2 separate regions of the Homo sapiens genome follow, and region 1 is linked to region 2. A link is a loop called in an ENCODE intact Hi-C map of the cell type or tissue named here. Cell type or tissue: GM12878. All regions are shown on one strand. Each heading gives the region's core, and the rest is flanking DNA. Links, peaks and the distances in the headings are about the cores only.

What was found. A loop is a pair of places that touch in the nucleus more often than their neighbours do. Peaks named below come from ENCODE experiments on the same cell type or tissue, not always from the same donor. Only the 100,000 strongest peaks of a DNase experiment are listed, where the experiment ranks them.
Region 1: a loop joins it to region 2, with 2.8 times the contacts of the local background. A loop is called at or near these places in 2 of 110 quality-filtered maps.

What each region holds. Positions count from the first base shown.
Region 1 is chr15:60,899,974-60,911,916 of GRCh38, forward strand. All of the region lies in intron 1 of RORA (RAR related orphan receptor A), which reads right to left. Among named protein-coding and RNA genes, the nearest start is that of RORA-AS4, 140 kb to the left of the region's middle. RefSeq lists enhancers at 7,258-7,759, 8,266-9,465. In GM12878, for the core only: a CTCF peak has its summit at 5,817 (motif pointing left); no DNase peak of the experiment used is centred there.
Region 2 is chr15:60,790,872-60,802,814 of GRCh38, forward strand. All of the region lies in intron 1 of RORA (RAR related orphan receptor A), which reads right to left. Among named protein-coding and RNA genes, the nearest start is that of RORA-AS4, 33 kb to the left of the region's middle. RefSeq lists an enhancer at 5,327-5,506. In GM12878, for the core only: no CTCF peak of the experiment used is centred there; a DNase peak (open chromatin) is centred at 5,190; H3K27ac peaks cover 539 bases.

The sequences.
Region 1 (11,943 bases), core at 4,516-7,015, 110 kb after region 2:
TTTTCTGCAGAATTATTTTAGTTGTTCCTAAAAAGAACAAGATAGCCTTTCCTCATTAGTCTGAATAGACAGCTCCTTTTCTGAGTTGCTTTAATTGCTGTGGGTTAAGCTTCACTATCACACATCCTCACAACCATAATACAACTGGCATCATTTGGCGCTTTTTGACTTGGTTAAGTACAAACTACAAAGTCCAAGATGGGAAAGGTCATTTATTGTCTGCCAGATGGGATGTTTCAAAAGGAAATGATTTAGTCACATCATTAGGAGAAAAGGGAAGAATTAAAATGTATGCTCACATACAGATTTCGGTACGCACACAAAATGATCAGCACAGGAAAACATAAACAGTAGCCCAACAGCACACAAGTTACAGCACACAAGTTACACAGACTTCCTTAAATGGTATCTTCTACATTGATGTTGAAAAATGTGGATTGCTATTTTAATACTGCTGTCATAACAGTCTAGTACAACTGGTAGCATGAGGCTGAATATGCCTCAGAGTCAGATAGAGCTGGGTCCAATACGGGACTCTTCACTTACTACTCATGTGTGTTTGGGGCATATATCTTATTTCCAAAACTGCCTTATAATCTATAAAATGAGGACCATATGGGCTGGGTGCAGTGGCTCACCCCTGTAATCCCAGCACTCTGGGAGGCCGAGGCGGGTGCATCATGAGGTCAAGAAATCGAGACCATCCTGGCCAACACGGTGAAACCCCGTCTCTACTAAAAATACAAAAATTAGCTGGGAGTGGTGGTGTGCGCCTGTAGTCCCAGCTACTCGGGAGGCTGAGGCAGGAGAATTGCTTGAACTAGGGAGGCAGAGGTTGCAGTGAGCTGAGATCGTGCCACTGCACTCCAGCTTGGGTGACAGAGGAAGACTCCATCTCAAAAAAAATAAAAAATAAAAAAAAATAGGACCATATGGCCTTCCTCCTAGGTTTTTGCATAGATATAATAAGGTTACATGTAAAGTATCTGCCCCTGACACATACTACTTCCTGAATATTATTCCTTTCCACCTCTCCTTAGGTGTGTGTGCATGTGTGTGCATATGTGTTTAGTATTGAAATTATGCCTATATGTAGAAGGCACACAATAAATACTTCTTGTCATTTACTCAGTAATGGACATTGATCATTTACCTTTTACACTAAGTGAGAAAGTCTTAAATGATCTTGATTCATGATTTTTTTTTTCTTTTTTTGAAATGGAATCTCACTCTTGTCGCCCAGGATGCAGTGCAGTGGTGCGATCTCAGCTCACTGCAACCACTCCCTCCTGGGTTCAAGCAATTCTCCTGCCTCAACCTCCTGAGTAGCTGGGATTAAAAACACCAGCCACCACACCCAGCTAATTTTTGTACTTTTAGTAGAGATGGGGTTTCGCCATGCTGGCCAGGCCAGTCTCGAACTCCTGACCTCAGGTGATCTGCCCACCTCGGCCTCCCAAAGTGTTGGGATTACAGGTGTGAGCCACCACGCCCGGCGATTCATGATGTTCCTAATGGTTCTGTCCATTTTTACAGCCCATCTCAGCTGAAAGAAATATCTAACAGTTCTGTTTATTTGTAAATTACACCCAAATAACTTAACAAGTATTTATGTCCTAACAACTTGATTTCTGAAAAAAAGAATACACATAAACTAAAAGAAAAATGAGTCCCATTCACTGTTAAATAATCGTAAGTGCTTAATAGTGAGATGCATGAGCCTGTTGGGCACTACGCAACTTCTCAAACTCTGGCATCAGGTTGGATGCCCTCACCCTTGTTTCCTGCTCCACACTGATTTTCACATGGTCCTGTTTTATAATACAGCAACTGACAAGAACTTAGCTTCTCAAAGGTATGACATCACTGAAAGAAAGTTATGCATTCCAGTAGTGAAACTGTGAACTACCTTGAGCTAGTAGTTCACACGGTGCCTGACAGATGTCAAGAATTGCTGTATTTTCCTCAACTATTTAAAATATTTCCTGGCACCCCTTTGAGGCCACTGCAATGTCCAGGGTGCCTCAGCTCACACCTTGGGAACCCGGAGGCTAATTAACCATAGTGAATCAGATTCATTTTCTATGCTACTACTGAAATATGAATTAGACAATATTATAGATAAAGCTGAATAATATGACTTGTTTTAATACAGTTCTAACTCGATTTTCTACTTCAATTCCATTCTTCAGCCATTGATATTTGGCTTTTTAAAAGCTGTCCTTGTAGTGTCATATGGTCACCAGATAAACTCTGCAGTGAAGGCTCTTTAGATTCAAATCTATGTTGAACTATTTCAATTTTATGATTTTTTTTTTTTAAAAAACAGAGAGTAACCCAAAGCTTACCAGGTGATCCTTCTTAGTAAAAGGGATTTGTGGGCTGTGGATCAGCTTCCCACTGATTCATCTGAGATGAAGACAGGACCCTCCATCCTGCAAAAATGGGTTTGAAAAAAGAAAGGAACTCTCCATTTACACGTGAGAATGGCTCAGCCCTAAGAATGCTGCTTGCAGGTTCACTGTTCTGCATTTAGAATCCAGGCCTAGAGAAGCAGCACGGCTTGCCTCTGCTGTGAATCAGACTCTATCTTGTGTTGTTTTAGAGTCATGTCTACATAGCTGAAAGATGATTTGGATCTTTTTCAAGAAGAGAGTGGTAAGGTGAGGTACAGTGAGGCAGAAGACAATGCTGGTCAATGCTTTAAAATCACTCTCTGAGAGGAAAACCCTTGGTTTCTACTCTCTGCTGATTTCTGTGTTAAAAATACTCCCACCGTGGTTGAACGAGGTCACTGAATTCAGAGTTAGGGAAAGAGGCACACAATCAGCTCTCACGAGCTGACTCTAGCCCTTCACTGGGCAGAACGCTTTTCTCCTCTTCTACAGCTGCCCACGGAATGCTCTGAATCTAGGGGCGTACTCCGCTGAAAGGAAGATTTATAAATGCTCACGTTTATTAGCTCCTAATTGAGGATATCTGCCAGACACAATAAATAAAGTTGAAAAACAGAGTGCTTTGGAGAGAAAGTAGGCTAATCCGAAGCTTTTTATTCAGGGGATGAATTCTGGTCTTCCTCTCTGTATATGGGACACTATCTTGACCTTTCTGGCTGAGTCTATTAGCTCAGAGGTGGCACTCCAGTGGTCAAGTCAACTGGCATTCATCAAGCACCAACCACAGGCTTGAAATTTATATTAGTTGTTTTGGAAGGTTCCAGGAGAAGACAATGTAGACTCCTGAGGAGGGGATGATGTAGGTGAGGAGAGAGGCTAATGGCACATGAAGCCTGCAAAACTGGGCTCTAGACTCTTCTCATTGCAGCTTCAGAGTAAATCAAGTAACACTGTCTGTCTTCCCAGAGGTACCCTTGGCAGAGACCAGCAGGATCTGTTGTTTCTACTGTTGGACGCGTTTATGGGCCCTATTGGCCGATTTGGCAAGCAGCTTTATATAAAATGTCTTCCGGAACCATCCTTTCCCCTGTGAGTCAGTCATCCTCAGAGTCCTAATTCTGTCCAGTTTGCATCAGGCCTCCTCAGTCTCTGTAGCCCAAAGCACACGATAGGGTACCAATGTTCAAGGCTCTGCTTTATTTTGAAATTCAGCTGGTGAAGCTATTATATTCTACCTTTCTCCAAGTAGTATGCAATGCAAAGTGGCAATTTTACACCGTGCTAGCCCAACATAAATTCACAGATGAGTGCACACCTTATTTGGAATAAAGAGAAACACAACAGTTATTAAAGGGGTGATTACCTTCCCAGGGACCATGAATTTAAAATTATGCAAAATCGGAGGTCGGTCTCTACAAGTTCACATAGTGATTTAAATGGGGGTAACAATGAATATAATATCTTCTAACATGTTAAAACTTCCACAGCAAACCTCTTATATAATGCTTTGTTGCTTCATTGATTTGATAAGTTTGTGGGGGTACATTTTGCATTCATATACGACGTATAAAGTATCTTGTTTGCTTTACAAAAATGAAACATCAATAATAACAATCCTCAGGTTGCTATGATTTCTCTGTCATTCATACTGAGTGCTCAGTGTCAGGAACAGCATTTGTTTTGCCCTTGAGGAATTTGCAGAGCAGTTAGTAGGTATCGGTGTCCTTTGTAGTGGTTCAAATAACATATAACTATCGTAATATATTTGAAATAAGCCAATTATTATGCCATTTGAACATCTATCCTCCTTAAGATATATCCTGGGTTTTACTGAAGGACTTCTCTCTTAATAACGTTTTTCTTTATGATATGAGCGTCCTGGCTGGAAGAGAGCTGAGCTTCAGATACATGGTGTTGGAGTAAGGAGAGAGTCTTTTCCCTCAATGGTTATTTGCATGGGGGCTAAGGAGCCTCCTAGTTGGGGAGGTGAACTTGAACTGTAGCAACAATCAAGATTCAAACATGCATAGACAAGTATGATGGCTTGAAGAGGAGACTGCAGGCAGAAGTCAGGAGACAGGGATGGAAAAGAAGGGTCACTGTGAGAGAATCTGGCAGGGCCAACAGACTCAGCCACAAGTCAGCAAGTAAATGGGGAGATGCTGAAATGGGTGAAATGTTCTCCTTCAGTATGGTGGCTGGTGTTTGAACTCATTTTACCCTCTCTTCCAGGGGCTGTGCACACCTTAGGTAGAAAGAGCTATACATGTGAACTGAAACAACTCTCTCACCAAATTCTAAGACACTTTGGGGCTCAAACTACTCTATTCAAACTACCCATCTAAATGAGCACAGAGACAGAAAACGTTTTCCTCACTTCAACACGGGCTGCTATCCTGTCACGGTAATGAACGACGGAAGAAGGCTGGTGGCTGGGGCCTTCTCATAACCATGAGAAGAAACAATAAAGAAAAATAGGGGTGGTGTGGTTTGGGGTGGTCAAGGCCAATGTTGAAGACATTGATACAGCTCAGAATAGCAGGCAGCATCCAATGGTGAGTGGAAGCCCAGATTAATTCCAAAACACATATAAAACATGTCTACCTCTTTGGGAACTCAAAAAATGTGAGGTTGGGATGAGCTGCATGAAGGACTGCATTACCTGAACAAACGGGTGAGGGCTTGAGGCTCTGGGGGCGCTCGTCTTTAATGTTAATGAGACTCATTCATACCATGGGCTGGGGAGGCTTGGAAATATTTTAGTTACATAAACTGACATCAACCCCTCTTCTTCTTTTAATTGATATGCAGTCTTAGCCCTGTTATCATCTCTGATCTTGACCATTTCCCTTAGCCACTGGGCAACCAATGTCTCCTTCTGAACAGTTGGGAGAAATGTAAATTCACTGTTTTTTCTCCAGAGCAGCCAGAGGTTCCTTAATTTGCATCGTTATATGAGTGCAAAGCATGATGATAAAATATGCAATTCTTAAGAAATGTCAAAGACAGCTCATTAGATCAACTTTTTTTTCTGTGTATTTTTTTTTCTTTTTAAACAGGGACCACTGTGCTTCCTTTCAAGTGACAAGAGTTGTGACAGCTGCTCTATAAGGTATTCAATGGTTAATTAAGACACGAGTGTCATTGCTGAGCTCTTTTGTGTTTCATAGAAAGCAGTTGCTAAACAGATGAAAGTAGGTCTGAGGCAAGGGGTAGCATAACTATTATTTCAATTAATAAATAGCTCTAAAAGTGAAGGAAGTGATAAAGCCCTCAAGAGCGTCTGTATCTGCCCCGGTTCTGTCAGGAAAATTAAACAGAGCACTTGTGATTGCCATTGCTTCTGTTTAAGAGATCCAAGCAAGTAGGGTCACCTGTGCTGAGCAGGTTAGAGCCGGCCTGGTTCTTGGGGCACCCCCTAGTGACATGTTCCTATACCCTAGGATATCCCTTTCCTTGCTACTGAAAGAAATGGTGCTGAATTCACCTTGTTCTTCCACCCTCATCATCCTTTATTCTCCCCCTCTCTTCTACCAAAGAAGCCCTAAAATGTATTTTCAGATAAATATCAGGAAAGCATTTATAAATATTTCAGAGGTGTTTCATAAATAAATCAGCAAATCTACAAAAAGACTTCTCTCTTTTAATGAGATCTTGTCTGTGGTATATCCCTTTTACTTGAGCATCATTAAAACCAGTTGGGAAGATTTTTATACTGGACTCTCTTTTCGGGGGCTTCATAATATATGAACAAGCCTGCTATGCGTCTGTGAAACATGTAGCCTCTTCTTCTGACAGATTAGGCAGCCCTGGCGCGAGGGAATAGCTTTTACTCTTTTTAAAGTAAATACTAATCAATAGCAACTGTACCGACAAAAACCTTCTTGCTGCCTAATTGCACCACAGCTACTCATAGACCCCAACAGAATTTTCCCCTAGATGTAACAAAATTAACTACCAGGGGCTGAGCTAGTGAATTATCACCATCTCTCTATTCAAATGTAATTAACACAACCCCCCAACTACCACATGTACCATTAAAGTACCATTTGTATGTGTAATTTTCAAACAGGGTCTAAAGGTCGTGCCCACATCAATCTTTTCAACACACACAGCTGCACAGGAAATCAAACTGGCAGGGAGGTGGTCGCAGCCATTCTAGGAAATCTCTCCCTCTCTCAGATATTGTTTGTAGTTTCTCTTCTGCAGCTTAATGCCCTCTGTGGTCTCTTTGGCCGTGTCAGAAATAGCCAGACTGTATCAGAGGCAAACAAGTGATTTAAGGAATTTTAGGAAGCCAATCTAGTACCCAGCCCTGGCCAATCCAGGGGCTAGCTATGCAGAAATCTTACTGATAGCTTGGGATGGATACTACGGCCACGGTGGTTAATAATAACTAAGATTTTTATTGTACATTCAGATTATAAAAAAACTTGTACCTGCATTTTTCAAACTCATTATTATTATTGGCAATTGTAGTAATACCAGGGGCTATATATTGAGCATTTGAGCTAAGAGCTGTACATCTATAGTTTGTCAATTAATCCTCATAACAACTTTATGAGTTAGGAATTATTTCCTCTATTTTAAAACCAAGGAAACTGAGGCTCAGAGTGAGTGTGTGACTCAAAATGCTCCAAGCAGCTAGAAGGAGGGAGCACCAGGGTTTGAACCCGATTTTCTGACTCTGAGGCTCGTTCTGACACATAATCACTTTGGGAGGGAGGTATCATCATCATCCTCAGCCCCCCACCAACATTATCATCATCACCACCATCATCATCAACATCATCTGCCTTTCATACATGAGGTAAACAAGGTACAGAGAGGTGAAGCAGCTTGTTCAGGGCTACACGGCACAGAAGAGTATGGAAGAAGAGGCTTGGAGGCAAGATAAAGGCAAGGGGCAGTCATTGGGGATTCATGGAATAGATGTCTCTCTAAATGTCTCTCATGTCCTGGTGGCCATTCCATCTGTCACTTTCAAAAGTCAGTGGAAAGAGCAATGTAAGAGGAGTCAGGAGTCAGGGGCCATCCACTCAGACCAGACACCAGCTGGGTGACCTTGACCTTGACATTCCCTCTCTGGGCTCCGTGCTCTTGATTACATAACAAGCTAGATTAGAAGATATCTCAAGTCACTTCCAGATGTAACATTTTAGGCTCTTCATTTGTGAATTATTCGTGCTAGAAGAGGCCATATGTGGAAATTTAACACAGCAATACTTTCTCAAAACTTCACCTGTAATGTGCCTGTTAGGACTCAGGCACCCATGTTGTCACAAAGCCATCTCTTGATAAAAGGAGGAGCCCTGGGCTGAGGATGCCCACATTTAGCGTTTTTTTTCTCAGAAATACTCTGCCACTCCCAGAGCCAACACGTACAAATAGCATTTGCTGCACACCCTCCACTTCCCATGTGTCATTTGGCAAGGCTGCCCCGCTTGTCAAGAGGGCTATGCAAAGTCACCAAGGTCTGTAACTCCAGTTAGAACTCAAACACTAATTTTTCAGCAGCAGAGTCTGTTGTGAGAAACCTTGCTCCCAGGTGCACAGTGAACACAGAGGGTCCTTCTCTAATGGGACTCCCTTGACTTCTTCCACTCAAAGACGCCTGGTTCCAGCCTGTGAGGCTGTGCATGGGGTCAGCTCCAATGCTCGGAACGTCCCGCCTCCACCCAGATACACACTGACCACATGTGTCTGGGGCTCCTGAGTTTTTCTCTGCCCATAGCTCACCCAGGGCATGAGTGCCTTCTGCAGTTTAGTTTATAGTTGATCCATGCTGGTGAGGCCTGCCTCTGAGTCAGGGCCACCATTAGCCTGGCCTTGAGGGGACATGCACCTTCATGCCTGAGCTGACCGTAGGGTGTGTGTGGAGGGGGCGCTTTTGGTGTCCAGAGGCACTTGGCATCACATTATATCCATTTAAATATGTTTTCCCTTGATTCTGAATGAACTGAGAGAAACAAAAAATACTAATCAAAATGGAATGCAAATATCCAAGGCTCCTTTCTCTCAGAAAATGCCCTATTTTCCCCCCTCCATGGTACTAATGTTTTAGAAATAGAAGGCACCTCTGGAGAGACAGGATAATACCAAATTTTCAAATCTGTAGAAAATGAGTACAGGGGTAGGCGGCACTATTAGTGCTACTAAAAATAAGCTTTGGGAAGCTACAGTAAATGGAAAAACCAGAAGAGTCATTCCTTTTTTAAACTGTACTGAAAATCCTGTATGTTCAGGAGCCATTTTCTCCAGAGATTCCAACAATAATACTTGGAATTCAATATCCATTTCTACAGTGGTCTCTCTCCCATTTTGTCCCCCTCCCTTCACCACTGCCCCAGTAATGCAGGCTAAATATTAAGCTTATTACCCCCACAGAAAGCGTGGTTCTGCCAACTGAACATTGTGCCAGATACCAAGAATTGAGGCGATTATGCCCTGCATGCTGCTTGGTATACTGAAGATGGGCGTTCTTTTACTTTATTTTTATTTCATTTCATTTTTTTTTTTTATTAAAGAGAGTTCTACTGTAGACAAACAACCCAGGGATTGTTTGAAGAAAAGGGATATCCCCTCAGACCTGGGGATGCATTTCTCCCTCAGTGGCTAAACCTCTTTGTCATTATTACCTCCAGAGAGAGACACCCAGGGATCTGCTCACACCACCCATCTCCAGGCAAGTTGAAGCATGTCCTGGAAAGCCACCTGAACCCTGGACAGCTCCGCCTGACTAGAGAAATGGTGGCAAAGGAATTCTTGCTGTGGTCCCAGCGGTGAGCATAACAGAGTTACCTCTCTCCACCCCAAATATTCAGACTGCAAGGACACTGGCTCCCAAGCTTCGACCTGCTTGGAGTTCCATTCCAGGTACTCTGCTGATGTCTCGGCCAGCCTCAGCCACAGACTCCCAGCTGAGCTGAGCTGTTCTGAGGAGTCAGGAAATTTGGGGGATTTTAACAGAGAAACAAAGCCTGGCACCCCATGTGTCAAAGCTCTGGATACTAGCTCTTTAGAACCTAGGTGGGCTAACGGGAAAAGTCAATGTTAGCAGTAAACCCAAGATCAAAACTTATTCCATGCCTTTCCATCTTCTCTCAAACATAGCCTTTATCGAACGATTGAACCCTCACACACATAAATAAATGGAGAAAGATGTACTCTGAAAAAAAACCATAGAAAATAGAGTCACAAGTTATTTATAAAGGGGAGATTTGTTAAAGTAGCCAATCTACTTCCCTCATTTTATAGGCAGAGAGACAGAGGAAGAGCAGGTTGAAGGTTCTGAACAGGATCCCCACTAAGCGTGGGTCACATTAGGGGACAGAACACTAGCATGGGCTTTTGCCTCCTAATTCAGCGTTCTCACCACCCTTGTTGTTCCATAGAGCCTCTGGAAAGAGAGTGGCCTCAAGTGGGACTGGAGTGAAAGGCCAAGATTGAGAACGCCTACCTATTTTTTACAAGGTGGTCTGGAATGTATTATTATTTTTTTTCCTTCTTTATTTCAGTCTGGGCATTTTTGCCTCTTAAAAGCAGCTAACCCTTTACCACGGAGGTGATGCAGAAATCTACTCATCAAGTAAGCCTGAAAGCCCTTTGATTCCTGCAGAAAAATCTATATGTGCCCTTCAGCCTCATAATTGAGTTGCAAAGGGGAAAAATAAAATTGTTTCCTGGCTGTGTGGAGCCATTCTACCCAACATGCCAATAAAAAGCAAGTGGTGTTTTTGTCCATAGGATGTCCAGGTTCAGAGTCAGATCCATGAGGCTAAACAAGGGCTAGGTTATTACCAACAAATGATTACACTCCAGGTTGTATTGAACAGAGTGAGATATGTGAACTCTTGAGACTAATTGGAAGGGGAAATGTCAATGTTGACATCCCCTGACTGGATTCCCTAAACCACAGTGGAAACTAACCCAGAATCTTAAAAATGCTGGCTTCCAGAAAGCCCTATTCTTATCAGGAAATGTGAATATTAATCCCAGGCAAGTCACTTAGCCACTACTGTTTTTCTTTGCCATCAGATAGTAATAGCCATCTGCGGTATCTTTTTTCAGAAAATTATTTGGAAGATCAAGTAAATAGAGTAGAGCATTTTAACTAGTGAAATACTCCTCTTATTCAATCACAGTTATTCTCTGCAGTATGTGGAAGCAGGTTAACACCATCTACCTCAAAACAACTTTGTGAAGTTGGGGGTCCCGTTTTAGACATGGGAGGACTGAGACTCAGAGAGTTTAGGTGGCTCATCTAAATTCACAAAGAACTTAGAGAGAAACAGACAAGGTACAAACCCAGATTGGCTAGTTCCATCTCATTTTCTCCATGGAATCACATGGCTTCTCTCTTGATACATGCAAAATGCTTTTAAAGGTTAAAAGAGTGATACTGTAACAACTAATTGAATTCATCCCCACACTGTCAGTCATGTCAATATTTAGGAGTTCACACTTCTCTCCATGGACATAAATCATCTTTATGAGGCTCTGGCTGTTTTTTTTTTGTTGTTGTTGTTTTTTGGGTTTTTTTTTTTTTTTTGAGATGGAGTTTTGCTATTGTTGCCCAAGCTAGAGTGCAATGGCGCGATCCTGGCTCACTGCAACCTCCGCCTTCCAGGTTCAATGATTCTCCTGCTTTAGCTTCCTGAGTAGCTGGGATTACAGGCGCCCACCACCATGCCCAGCTAATTTTTTTTTTTTTTTTTTTTTTTTTTTTTTTTTTTTTGTATTTTTAGTAGAAACAGGATTTCACCATGTTGGCCAGGCTGGTCTCGAATTCCTGACCTCAGGTGATTCACCTGCCTCAGCCTCCCAAAGTGCTGGGATTACAGGCATGAGCCACTGTGCCCGGCTGACTCTGGCTGTTTTTGTAACTACAGTAAGCTCCTCTGTGACGGAAGCTCCTAGTTGTATCTGATTCACTGGTGGACTGATGGAATGCCTGGACTAGTCTTCAACACACCTTCTGCTCTCAAGGCCATTTCCACGGCCATGTTTGAGAACATCAGATCAACCCAATTTTCTGTCATACTCAGTCAGTTGACTTTACTGGCGGACAAAATAGATAGTTGCCTTCCTGTTGTGATTTCTAGGATCTTAGGGGAAAGCCCTTCTTCTTCACTACCCTTCTATCCCTTCCCTTAAGGTTTTAAATCCTTGAATGAGGATTTTAAAAATCATTCTAGAATGAAAGACAGGTTTAAAGTGCAAATATATTAAAAAGCCAAGGACGCATTCTTTAATGAGTAAGTAAAATACTAAGCAATTCGTTTTGGGAGAAAGAAGGGCTAAAAGAGAAAAGTGTCAGGTAACGGATTTTTGATTTTTTTTTTTTTTTTGAAACAGTCTCGCACTGTCCCCCAGGCTGGAGTGCAATGGTGCAATTTCGGTTCACTGCAATTGCCAACTTCTGTGTCCAAGTGATTCTCGTGCCTCAGCCTCCCAAATAGCTGGGATTACAGACGTGCACCTGGCTAAGTTTTTTTTTTTTTGTATTTTTACAAAATACAAAAAAGACAGGGTTTTGCCATGTTGG
Region 2 (11,943 bases), core at 3,990-6,489:
CCAGGGTTACCACAGGTATTTTCCTTTCAACACCATCATGGTAACGTTTTTCTCTTCAGAAATGTCTATGACCTTCAGAGGCCCTAGAAACGCCCCCCCATTGCCCCCCCAAAAAGCTTCAAAATCCAGGACTGTCTATTGTTTCATTGTCTTTTGCTTGTTTGGTGGTGTTTATTGGGAAGAAAATGCAATAGATGCTTTGGTATCAAAAAGTCTGGCTCTTTTAGAATCAAACGTACATAAAACTGATTGTAGAACGAGCCCAGGCTGATGTCATGGGCTCTGAGTTCAGGCCTGATTCAGTTACTACTTGGGCAAGTCACTTAACTTCCCTAGGTCATCTCATCTGTGATATAGACTTGATAATATTAGTTCTGCCTCCCAGAGCTGTGTTAACGGAGACAAAGTGTTTTGAAATATCTAAATATAAATGTAAGGGCTATTGGCTTTTGGTCATAATCTACTAACCCCTTACAGATAACAGTTAAGTTATCTACACACAATAATTTTTAAAAACCATTTTCAAGGCAATGGAATGCAGTCAAAAGTCCAACAGGAACTGGAAGGGAGTCTGTCCCCTGAAACATGAACCTTCACCAAGTAAAATTTATGAATTTGTGGGGTTTTGTCTGGGAGCACTCCCAAGTTAGCTTTCAGCTCTGGATAGCTTGAACTGTCAGAGAAATAAGTCAGAAAAGGAACAAGAACATAAGGGGAGAAATTCTGGAAAGGTGGGAACTGCAGAGGCAGCAAGCTGCAAAATCTATGTACAAAATCTGCCCAATCCTCGGCTGGCTGCAAAAATATATGTGCATGAGGGAGACTCCAAGGGACCCAATACGAAGAAGCAGCTGGAAGCTAAAAGAACAGAAAAGTGACTTTATCTGCTGTCGACCGCAGGAACAACAGAGCTGGAATTTGAGTCCAGGCAAGTCGAGTGGTTGCTAAAGCAAAAATTATTTTCAGAGAAACAAACAGAATCTAGGGTCTCTGCAACAATCATTTGTTTTGTCTATTACCCAATCCAAAGTCTCCATACATGCAAATAAAGAGTAAAATGTAACACATAAGAAAAAAAAAAGCAGTAATAAAAACCAACCCCAAGAATACTCAGATAATGCCCTTAGCTGATAAGTACTTTAAAGAAGCCATTATAAATATGTTCAACAAATTGAAGGAAATATATACATAATAAATGAACAGATATGGGACTTCAGTGAGAAACAGAAACTATAAAAATGAACCAGATAGAAATCCTAGAGTTGAAAAGTAGAATGAATATAATGAAAAAAAATACTACTGTATGGGCTTAACAGCAGACTGGAGATGGCAGGAAAGAGTCAATGGACTTGAAGATGAATTAATAGAAAGTATTCAATCTTAAGAACAAAGAGAAAATAATGAAGAAGAGTGAACAGAGCCTCAGTGACTTGAGCATTATAAACCATCAAACAGTATACATATATGAAATAGCAAGTTCCAGAAGAACAGTAGAGAGAGAATGAAGCAGAAAAAGTATATTTGAAGGAACGGCTGAAAATTTAACAAGTATGGTTAAAGACATCAACTTATAGATTCAAGAAACTCCGCACATCCTAAGCAAGACAAATACAAAGAAAACAATATCTAGACAAACCACAGTCAATTTTCTGAAGTCGAAAGATAAAGAGAACATCAAAAAAGCAGCCAGAGACCTACAGCAGAAACAACAATATGAATGATAGCTATTTCTCTCACAAATAGCAAAGGCCAGAAGACAACGGAATAACATCTTTAAGGTACAGACTGAAAAACATTGTCAACCCAGAATTGTATCTTCAGGAATAAAGAGAAAATAAAGTCCTTTTTGGATAAACTGAGAGATTCATTGCCAAGAGATCTGTACTAAAAGAACTGGAAAAGAAAGTTCTGCAGTCTTAAGGGAAATGACACCAAATGGTAACTCAGATCTACAGGGAGGAGTGAGGATCACTGGAAATGTTTTCTCAAAGATGTAAGAAGTTATTAATTTTTCCAGTGGGTAGCAAATTTATACCATATAATCATACTTTGCCCTATAGTAAATGACACATTGCCTCTTTGTCACAAAACCCCTAAATTCTACAAATACTGTCTTTCCTGCTCCCTTCCTCCCCATCCCCACCACTCCCTCAAAAGAGAGAGAGAGAGAAAAAAAAAAAGAGAAAGAAAACTTGATTTTATTTTCTAGCTGTGTGACCTTGGGCAAAAAGTTAACTTCTTGGTGTTTTAGTTTCTTCATTTATAACAAGAAAAAGTGGAGTAAATGATCTCAAAAGTTCCTTTTGGCCTGAACATACTGTGATTCAGACTAAACTGGTGCAGTATGTTAGGAGTAGTCTTCATTTAATTTTTACTATTATTATGGTTACAGTAACTAAGTCTTAGTCTTCATGATCAGACAAACTCATAAAATTCATTCAAGAACTAATAAGGCTTAGAAGTGTCTTACACACCAACATCCTTTGGAGTCTCATCACTTAAAAACAACAAAAAAATATGCTGCCATGGCTGAAGTAATCAAATGAGGTAAGCCACAATACATGTGCTCTGCAAACTGCAATGCCCAATGCAGACAGAGGTAAGGTGGTTTGATTATCCCAACTGCCAGATTCCCTTTCACATTTTCAATATATTGATGCTGGATGCCAGTTTCTTAAGTCATCTCAAACACCAAGGAACTACATTAAACCATATCAGAATGTGCTTAGTCAAGTGCGAAAGTTCACTGCACAAGTCTTGCCTGTGTGAGAAGCAGAGAGTAAGGAAGCCTTGAGCCTCCAAGGACTGGGAACAGTTAATTAAATATTCAGTGTGTCCATGTTTCACTTGGGGGAGAATTTATGAAACTTCAAAGAGCTTTCTGGTGATTTGCCACAGAGATGGACTTAAGCCAGGCTAGACTCCAAGGCTTACTGGCCACCAAATCCTGGGAGGCTGCCCTGGGGTAGCCTTCCTCAGTCCTGATGCTCTGTGACATTTGAGCCGTGCAGGCTTTCTCTCCCGCCTCAGTGCCTCTGTGATTCTGCCGGATTAAGCAAGCAGTGGGAAGTTCCTGACTCAGACAGTGCACTCTAGAACGGGTTCTTTGAGGACCTGGGTCCCAGCTGGCTCTCCAAGGTGACAGGGAAAAGGTAGAAAAATACAGTCCCTTCTTTGGCAGCCTTTTTACAATTCTGCTGAGTGCCGTGTGTTCAACTGTTTCTTTTCTTCCCCAGAAAACAGTCACTGCAAATAACATGCTGTTTGGTAACAGGTCTACTTAAAATGCCACATTCATATAATTATTTACAAATACTGGCATAAATGAAATAAAGGTCTGACTAAAACAGAAAATCTCAAAGCCCAACACTATTGCTTTAATGAAGAGAGTAGAGAAAGGCTGAATAATCTGCTGTTTCACCGCGTTCTTGAGAAACCTTTTCTCCCTCCTGCACACATATTCCATGTTTAATCTTCCTTTTTTAATTTGCTCCCATTACCCAACTTATAGCACATAATGAAGTATACATATCACCTGTGTTTTCAAATGGCTTTTAGATAGATTTGAACATGGTCACCAGAGAACCATTACACCTGTGTGTATGCTGCCCTTTGGAAGAAAAACGACCATAAAGTCCTAGGGAAAAATACTGGGTGCATACCACTGAGCCAAAGCTTGCTTTTAGATATCCAAAGCTTGCTTTTAGATATCCAAACCTCCACTGACGTCACCAGCTAACTGAGTCCCCAATATCCCTATGAGCTGCCTGCAGGTTTCCGACAGCAAAATCCAATACATGTTCAAAATGGCAATCATTAATTTCTAAACGATTGGCCACTGTTTGTTGAATAACAGTACTTCTATTCTGATAGGGTGGAGTTATCATTCAACCAGAGGCAGAGAAAAAGCACCTGGCTTCCTTACTTGCTTTCTGTTTAGAAGGGTGCTGTGCCTCATGCGCCCATATCCTAGGGCTCACTGCTCACAAGCACCGTAGGCCTGGAGTTCTGCCTGTCCACTTTCTGTCCTTCAACCACACAAATGTGGAAAATGGGTGGTGCTGAGATTCTGCCCTCAGAGGGGTTCATTTCAAAACAAATCCTGGACCTTAGTTGCTAAAATGCGACACCCCTTCCCACTGCTTCTCAATTACATAAAAACCTCAAGAAACCTACCATAAGCACTGGCATTTATAATCTATCACCATTTTGCTATGCATATAGGGTGATATCAGGTATCCAAAATCCCCACACACTAGATGTATGCCACCTCAGGAACCGGGAAAAAGAGTCCTTACCTCTGAAGAACCAACCTGAAGTTTGTGGTTGGTGGTGGAGACAGCCATAGAGAGAATTCAAAATGGCAACCCGAAGTCAATGTTTCAAATGGGCTATTCACCTTCTGTAGGCTGGCAGGAGCTCTTCACCTTTACTCCTGTGCTCACCACGAAACAACAAGAGCAGCAGCAGCAAATAAAACCCCAACTCAAAATGGGCTGCTTGAGATGTAGAATTTGCTTTTATATTCTTCTTCTCTAAACTGTGTTGGAAAGGGCAGCCAAACCCCGGGAGAGTATTTTTGAGCTAAGAATTTGACAACTGTTTAGACTGGAAGCTCCCTGAGGGAAGGCTCAGTCTTTAAACTGTATTTCGCTGAGGCACAGTTTGATACCATGGTGGTATATGGTAGCTAATATGATGCAATGATGAAGGAGGGATCTCAAACAGCCACTGATCTCCTAATATCACAACTTCAAACAGCTTCCTGCCCTCCCTCCCTCCATGGTGAGTAAGGCAGAAACAACAGGTTGATTTGTCAACCACAGACAATCAGAGGAGGCCTTCCTTATGGCGCCTCCCTATATATGGCAACTCCCCTCACCTAGCCCACCATTCTCCCCTCACCTCCATCCCTACCAGATGTGACATGCCTTGTAGACTGTAAGGCACTGCACCACCATAAAACATTACATAAGACAAAGTAATGTAATGGAGATAACTTTGGGAAATTACCCAAAAGGCCTCATGCCTCGGTTTCTTCAGCTTTCAAATGGGGATCATACTACCTGATGTCTTGCCTACATTACAGGATCATTGTGGGTATCAAAATGTGTAAAGCCTATGCAAATATAACCATCATCATTATAACATTTTCTTAACCTTTGCATCCTCAAAAAAGGGAAGTGCAAAGTGAATGTGTGGTTCTTGACAGAACTGAAAGAAGCCTGAAGTAGGAGTGAGACAGGCCTTAGCTGTGGTTCTGCCACGTCTCCTCCTGGGTGCGGGAACCAGGCTCTCTGCTCTCAGTGCCTCTCTGTATCACAGTGAGGGTGGTATTCTAGCTCTGCTGGGAGACACAGAATGTATGCTGGAACAGGCTTGAGCTCAAGAGCTTCCCCATGCACACGACTCTCCAGGCACTCACCCTTTTGACTTCCCCACATGGAGAAGCCTGATTCTAAACTTGGAGAGGTAATGAGACCTAGCAGGTCAGGCTGGGCCAGCCCATGGCAGTGACCAGGTCGGTATAAGCTTTTCACCTCTGAAAATCTTTAAACTATTTGGGAAAACAAATTACTCTGAAAGAAAATCAGACAGATACCACTTTATACCCACTAGGATGGCTATCCACCCCCCGCCAAAAAAAAAAAGAAATAAAATAACAAGTGTTGGTAAGGAAACTGGAAACCTTATGTGTACATGCTGGTTGGAATATAACGTTGTCACTATGTAAAGCAATTTGGTAGCCCCTCAATAAATCAAACATAGAATTATCATATGATCATATAATCCAGCAATTTCACTCCTAGGTATATACCCAAAAGAACTCAAAGAAAGTGTTCAAAGAAAAACTTGTATGCAAATCTTCATAACAGCACCGTTCACAATTGGAAAAAGGTAGAAACAACCTCAATTTCTCATCAACTGATGAGTCGATAGACAAAATGTGGTACATTCATACAAAAGAATATTATTCAGCCACAAAAAAAAGAATAAAGGACCCATACAGGCTACATCCTGGATGACCCTTGAAAATATTATGCTCAGTGAAAGAAGCCAGTCACAAAAGGCCACATAATATATTATTCCATTTATACAAATACCATGAGTAGGTTTATCATTATTTATGTCTAAATATATTTTATTTATATATTTATATAATATATAATTATATTATCTATATATTTATTAATTATATTTATTATTATTATTATTATTTCTGCACAGAGGCAGAAAGCAGATTAGTGGTTGCCAGTGGCAGAAGGGAATGGGAAATGGGATTTCCTTTTGGGATAATTAAAATGTCCTGGAACTAGATAGTGTCATGGTTGCATAACTTTGTGATTGTCCTAAATGCTACTGAATTGCACACTTAAAAATGATTAAAATGGTAAGTTGTACATTATGTGTATTATACCATTAAAAAAAAGATAGCCATACATAGGTGGGAATGAGGTGGCTGGGAGAAGGGACAGTTCTGGAGCTCCTGTCCAGGACAGCCTTCCAAAGCCATCTTTGCTGCACTGTGTGTGCCTTTCCAAGGGCCTGGGTTGTACATTAATTGAGAAATGATTCCTAATAAGTCCCAAGAAGCCACAGGTCTTTTCCTTACAAACAGGAAACAATCACATCTCATGGCAGCTCATTACACATTCTTTGGGTACCATGAGTTGTTTTAAAACCGTGAAATTAGTTCTGGCAGAGTTTACAGAAAAACACCCATGAGATGAGACTGAATGAGTTATGTAAGACTTCTCGCACTCTGCTTATGAGATATTAACTCCTTACGGGCCCAGCCAAGGACACCGGTGTCATTTATAAAGTAGTGAGCACACCCTGGTTCCCACCAAGACCAGCACGCGGTTGACAAGAAGCAGCAGTGGAGCCCTAGATCTGGATGGGCTCATCGAGCAATTGCCAGCTTCAGCAGCTAGGTACTTCCTTCTCCACAAGAGGCCGGTGAGGCTGCTAGCCAGGTGAAGGGACTTGCTCACACAAACTGGCTCAACTAAAAGTTCCAGTCTTTTCCCAGGAGTTAGGCTGACCTTTTGGGGTGGTGCACGGAAAGCTTTAAAATCAACCAGATGTGTAGAAGATTAATACGATCATCACTGGCCTACAGCTATGCCACAAGACCAGCCCCAACCCACCAGGAAGATAAGTAATCTGATCCATTGAGCTTGAACTCTGGCATTAAGGAGACACATATTTCAAAAGTTTCCGTCTGGCAATAGTCACTAAATTAATTATTATACATGAGAAAAAAAAACTTAATTAATGTGTGAGCCCCAAACAATGAAATGAGCTCAGAAGCTTTCCTCCACCCCTTCCCCTTCATTTCCCCAACAGACACACACACACACACACACACACACACACACACACACACACACACACCACCTGCAGTGTACTTACAAAATATGTATGGAATATTTTACCTATGAAATATACTTCATAATTTATTTAGAAAGTAGCAAAGCATTCAAAAATGAGTTTAAAAAGCTTGTTCAAGATTTGTCTCAGGAATCAAGTACTGAACTTGGAGAAACCTTAGGACTCTACTTAGAATCCATGGACTCTTATTTTAGAAATAACATGCTTAGTTGTCTGGTTCCTGAGCACTAGCTCATTGGAAGAGGAGACAGGGAGCACTGCAGCAAGGTACCCTAAGCAAGAAGCAAGTATTCACCACCAGAGTGGGAAGAACAGAGAGGACTAAAGGCAAGCAGAAGTCACCAAAAAAATGGCACCATCCCAAGCCTGGAGCCATGGGAAGTGCCAGCAAACCCTCTCACCCTAACAGGCAGCATGGTAGCGGGGAGGGGACACAGGCTTAAGTATCAGACAGATCCAGGTCTGAAAGCCAGACCTTGCTACTTATTAGCTGTGCAATATTGGGTAAGTTACTTCCCCTCTCTGACCCCTAATTTCCTTCTAAAAAGGAATGATATATCCCCACTCTAAAGTGGAGGCAAGCATGTGTAACTTACAGGGACTTTGTGAAAATGGGATAAGTTATATAATGAGCTAACAAAGGCATCTAGTTATTGCTCAATAAAGGACTTTTTTTTTTTTTTTTAAACTCAAGGACAGTGTATTATGGCGTGGGCTGATTATTCATGCTCACAATGAGAACCTTGAGTCATGCCGAGAGGGCTGACATATAGCTGTGTCCTCAGTGAGAGGGCAGGGACCTTCCCTTTAACCTACCCCAGGATCCCAATACCTCAGGCCTCCGTGCCCTCGTGCTGGTCTCTGGAACTACACTCAGACTCTCTATCTCTCTTTGAAAGCTACTTGCAGCTAACTATTCTTCTGTAAGTTATCCAATAAACTAATTTATCTTAAGGTGTCAGTGTTCAATAATAGCAAAGTTTTCATGGGAATCAGTTAGCAAGGGGGAACCGCTATAAACCAACAGTGATGTTTCAGCAAAGGTGACAGACTGATGAGGAATTCACTTGGGGTCTGGGGGCCTTCTTGGCGTCCTCTCAATTAGACTTTGTAAGCAGTTTCCTTTTTATGGCTAGCCTGAAACATTACAATATGGAGTCGAGACACTTCATGGGGCCCAAGCACTGGCTGTTGCTGTCTGGCACGTCTTTATAAGAGTTAGATGTTGATACACATCCACTCAAAACACAATAGCTCCTCTTCTGATCGATTCATATTTATTTATTTAATTAATTTATAAACTGCATTGGTCCAAAAACATTGCGGGGGAGATGAGTCACTAAGGTAAACAAGTTCAGATGCCGAAAAATCCCACCACCAAGATACTAAGTATATCACATGCTACATGCCAAGATGCACTGAAAAATCAAAATCATTTATTTTTCTTTGTCTTACTTTCCCCTGCAATCTGATGTTCTTCTAAACACCCATGTCCCAGAGACTGCAATAGCAGAGAGGTAGATAACGAGGGAGGGGCACAGGAAGAGACAAATGGCTGAAGCATTTCAGAATTTATCAAGATATGTAGATAGGAATGGATCAGTCTTTGTCTTGCTCTCTGTTTCTGTCTCTCAGTGCCTCTATCTCTTCAAAATAATAACAGAAATATTGCTAAGATCAAATTAAAAAATTGTCTCTGGCTCTGTTTCCTATAGAGGGCTGCAGCCAGGGCTGTGTTATTCACTTGTCTATCTCCTGGGCCTGCAGCCATGTGCTACACCAAGTCTGCCTCTCCTCCCAACCTCGTATTCAGCCACCCTCACGTTGGTTGCCCAAAACTGGCTACGGTGAGAGTATTTACACCACAGAAATTGGCAAACTTAGACATCAGGGCTTTTTTTTTCCTTCCTTGCTCAGTAGAACAACTTCTGTAGAGTTAAACATTTCCCAGCACACTACTGATACAAATACTTGTTAAATAAACAAAAGAAGAATGACACGCTGTTCCACTTAATTCAATCATTTCCAACACCTCTCTGGCCCTAATCATGACAAACCCCTCTGTAAGTTCTTCTCCACAACAGGATGACATGCCCTGGGATTCAGTTATGAAGCAGAGAAGGAAATGCCAGGAAGACTAATTTAAAACAAAATTTCGTTTTGGTAACAGCGTCTCTGACTCAGCTCTGGTGGAAAGTATCAACCTTATAAACCCACAAGGAAGAGGTGAAGATTTCACATCGTTTCTTCCTTTGATGTTAAAAAGAGAACCTTCTTGAAGGCTGGGACAGCACTGTGAGAGGAGGGCCACCAGGCTAGCAGAGAGCAGTCCCTTATAGCAGCCTCCTCTTGGTGAACTCAGGGGGCGAGAGACTTTCCCTGAGCCCGAGTGTCCTGGCTATAGACCAGTAACTATTATAGCACCTCCTCTGTCTACCCCACACAGCATCTACCTCCCAGCCCCCCAAACTCCTATTTATCCTCCAGGACCCAGTTCATATGCCGCCCCCACCTCTTTGGGAAGAGGCCTGCTCCCTCAGCATGCAGGTCTTTCCCCAGGTCCTTCCTGTCTCAACTCCAGCATTTACTATGTTGGGCTGCAGTTAGTTCTTATCGATTTGGTCACTCCTCTGTCCCTCTGTGACCCTCTCAAGGGCAGGGGCCACGTTGAGCCTGCATTCCCAATACTTTCTGCAGTGCTTGGCACACAGCGATTGATTGCTGCATGCCTATTAAAGTGAACCACTGAAAAACTAGACGTGAAGGGACTTTTAAACTGGAAATGTAATCTATAAAGTATAAAGAGTTATTACCAAAGGCAGACCACAAAATAGAGTGGCACACTACTGCCAACCCTTAGGAACAGCCCTTACTTGGCGCAGACCCTATTGAAGCATTTAATCACCTCACCACTAGGTAAAATTCGTGAAAACACCTGGTGAACTTGGGTGGAAAGGTTCAATTAGGAATTACAGAAAACATTCTCTAAGTAGTGGCCTCCCCCTCCCCCCTCCTTCGACAGCTTTATCCCAGGTTTCCACACCCTCCCTGCCCACAGGGCTCAGAGGTAAGAATATTATATAAGGAACGAATGCTGCCTTCATTTGTTTTAATAAAGAAACAGCCCATTTAAAGAAACACAGACTTTAGTGGCTTAGATATTTCTGAATGTGAATATGACCCAGAGGCTCAGGAATACAGAACGGCTGTCTTGAGAATGAGCGTTTTTTTCCTATTTAAAACATTCTGGAAAATTGCTCTGTATCCCCATGCCAAGATGAAAAAATAAAAAACATAAGGGCTATTTGGAATGTCTCTGCATTTTACAGATGACTTTAATGCATAATGTTATAAAGACATGAAGCTCTCTGGCCTCAAATGCCCCCAGTGCAGCCGCCTGAAAGCCCGGGAGAGGCACGCCACGGTGTGGAATCTGTGAGCAGACCCCACAAAGAAAACTCACGGTTTCAGATGAGCTTTGTGGTTGTTCGTGGGCTTTTTAGCTTACAGAAGTCTCCTAAGAGGATGCAAGCAGGCTTGTGTGGAATAATCCCTTAACTGTATGGTATAAAATTTGTTAATATAAAATGATAATGATGATGATGGTGGTGTATCTCAGTGTAAGAAGCTGTTTTCACATATATTTCATCTTGTTTTATTTGACATTGCAACCACGTTAGCTAGGTAGGAAATGAATTACTGATGTTATAGATGTGGAAAATGATGGCTGAGAGAGGGTTGTGGCTGGCTCCAGATCTAATTGCTAGGCAATGAATGGTCTGGCACCAGAGCCCAGAGCTACTGTACAATGCTTGGTGGGAGTGGGAAGTTGGGTAAAAACAGGCACCACTGTTAAGTAGGGAAGATTTGAGAGAACACAAGTGCTGGATCCTTACAGACCCAATTCTGCACCTGGGCCCTGACAAGGACAGGCTACATGATCATGGGTCAACCGTTACAACCTTCTGGTCAATTTCCTCATCTGCGTATGTGAATAGCAATTCCCAACTCATGGGTTAATATGCAGACCGAGTGTTTGGGCTCCATTACAGCACAGGTAGGAACCAAAGAAGTGGTAGCCATTAGTATTTTGTCATTATTTCTAGCTTTACAGAGGGCTATTGGTCCTGTAAAGAGGCTCATTTCATTTGTTCATTGTGACTCTGTCTGGGTGGGAATTCTCCTAAATACTTCATGAGGCCCATCTCTCTCTTCCCCTGCAGAAGCTTTGCCAAGGACAAATAGCTCAAGTATCTGGCTTCCATGTTCCGAAGGAAGAACCTTGCCTTTTAAGGCATAATGTGTGTGTGTGTGTTTATGTGCGTGTATGTGGCATGTGTGTGTATGTGTATACGTGGGGTGTATGTGTGTATGTGCATGTCACGAGCCTGGTGGCTTATGTCTTTTACTCCTCTTTACTTTTGAAATAATATTCACCTGTTGTTGTCTTTTTCAAATATTTCTATGTCTACAGAGATGAAAATCTTTGCCCAGATTCAATAAGGCAAGAAATCAATTAAGGTTTTCATTTACTGCTTAGCCTCAAAA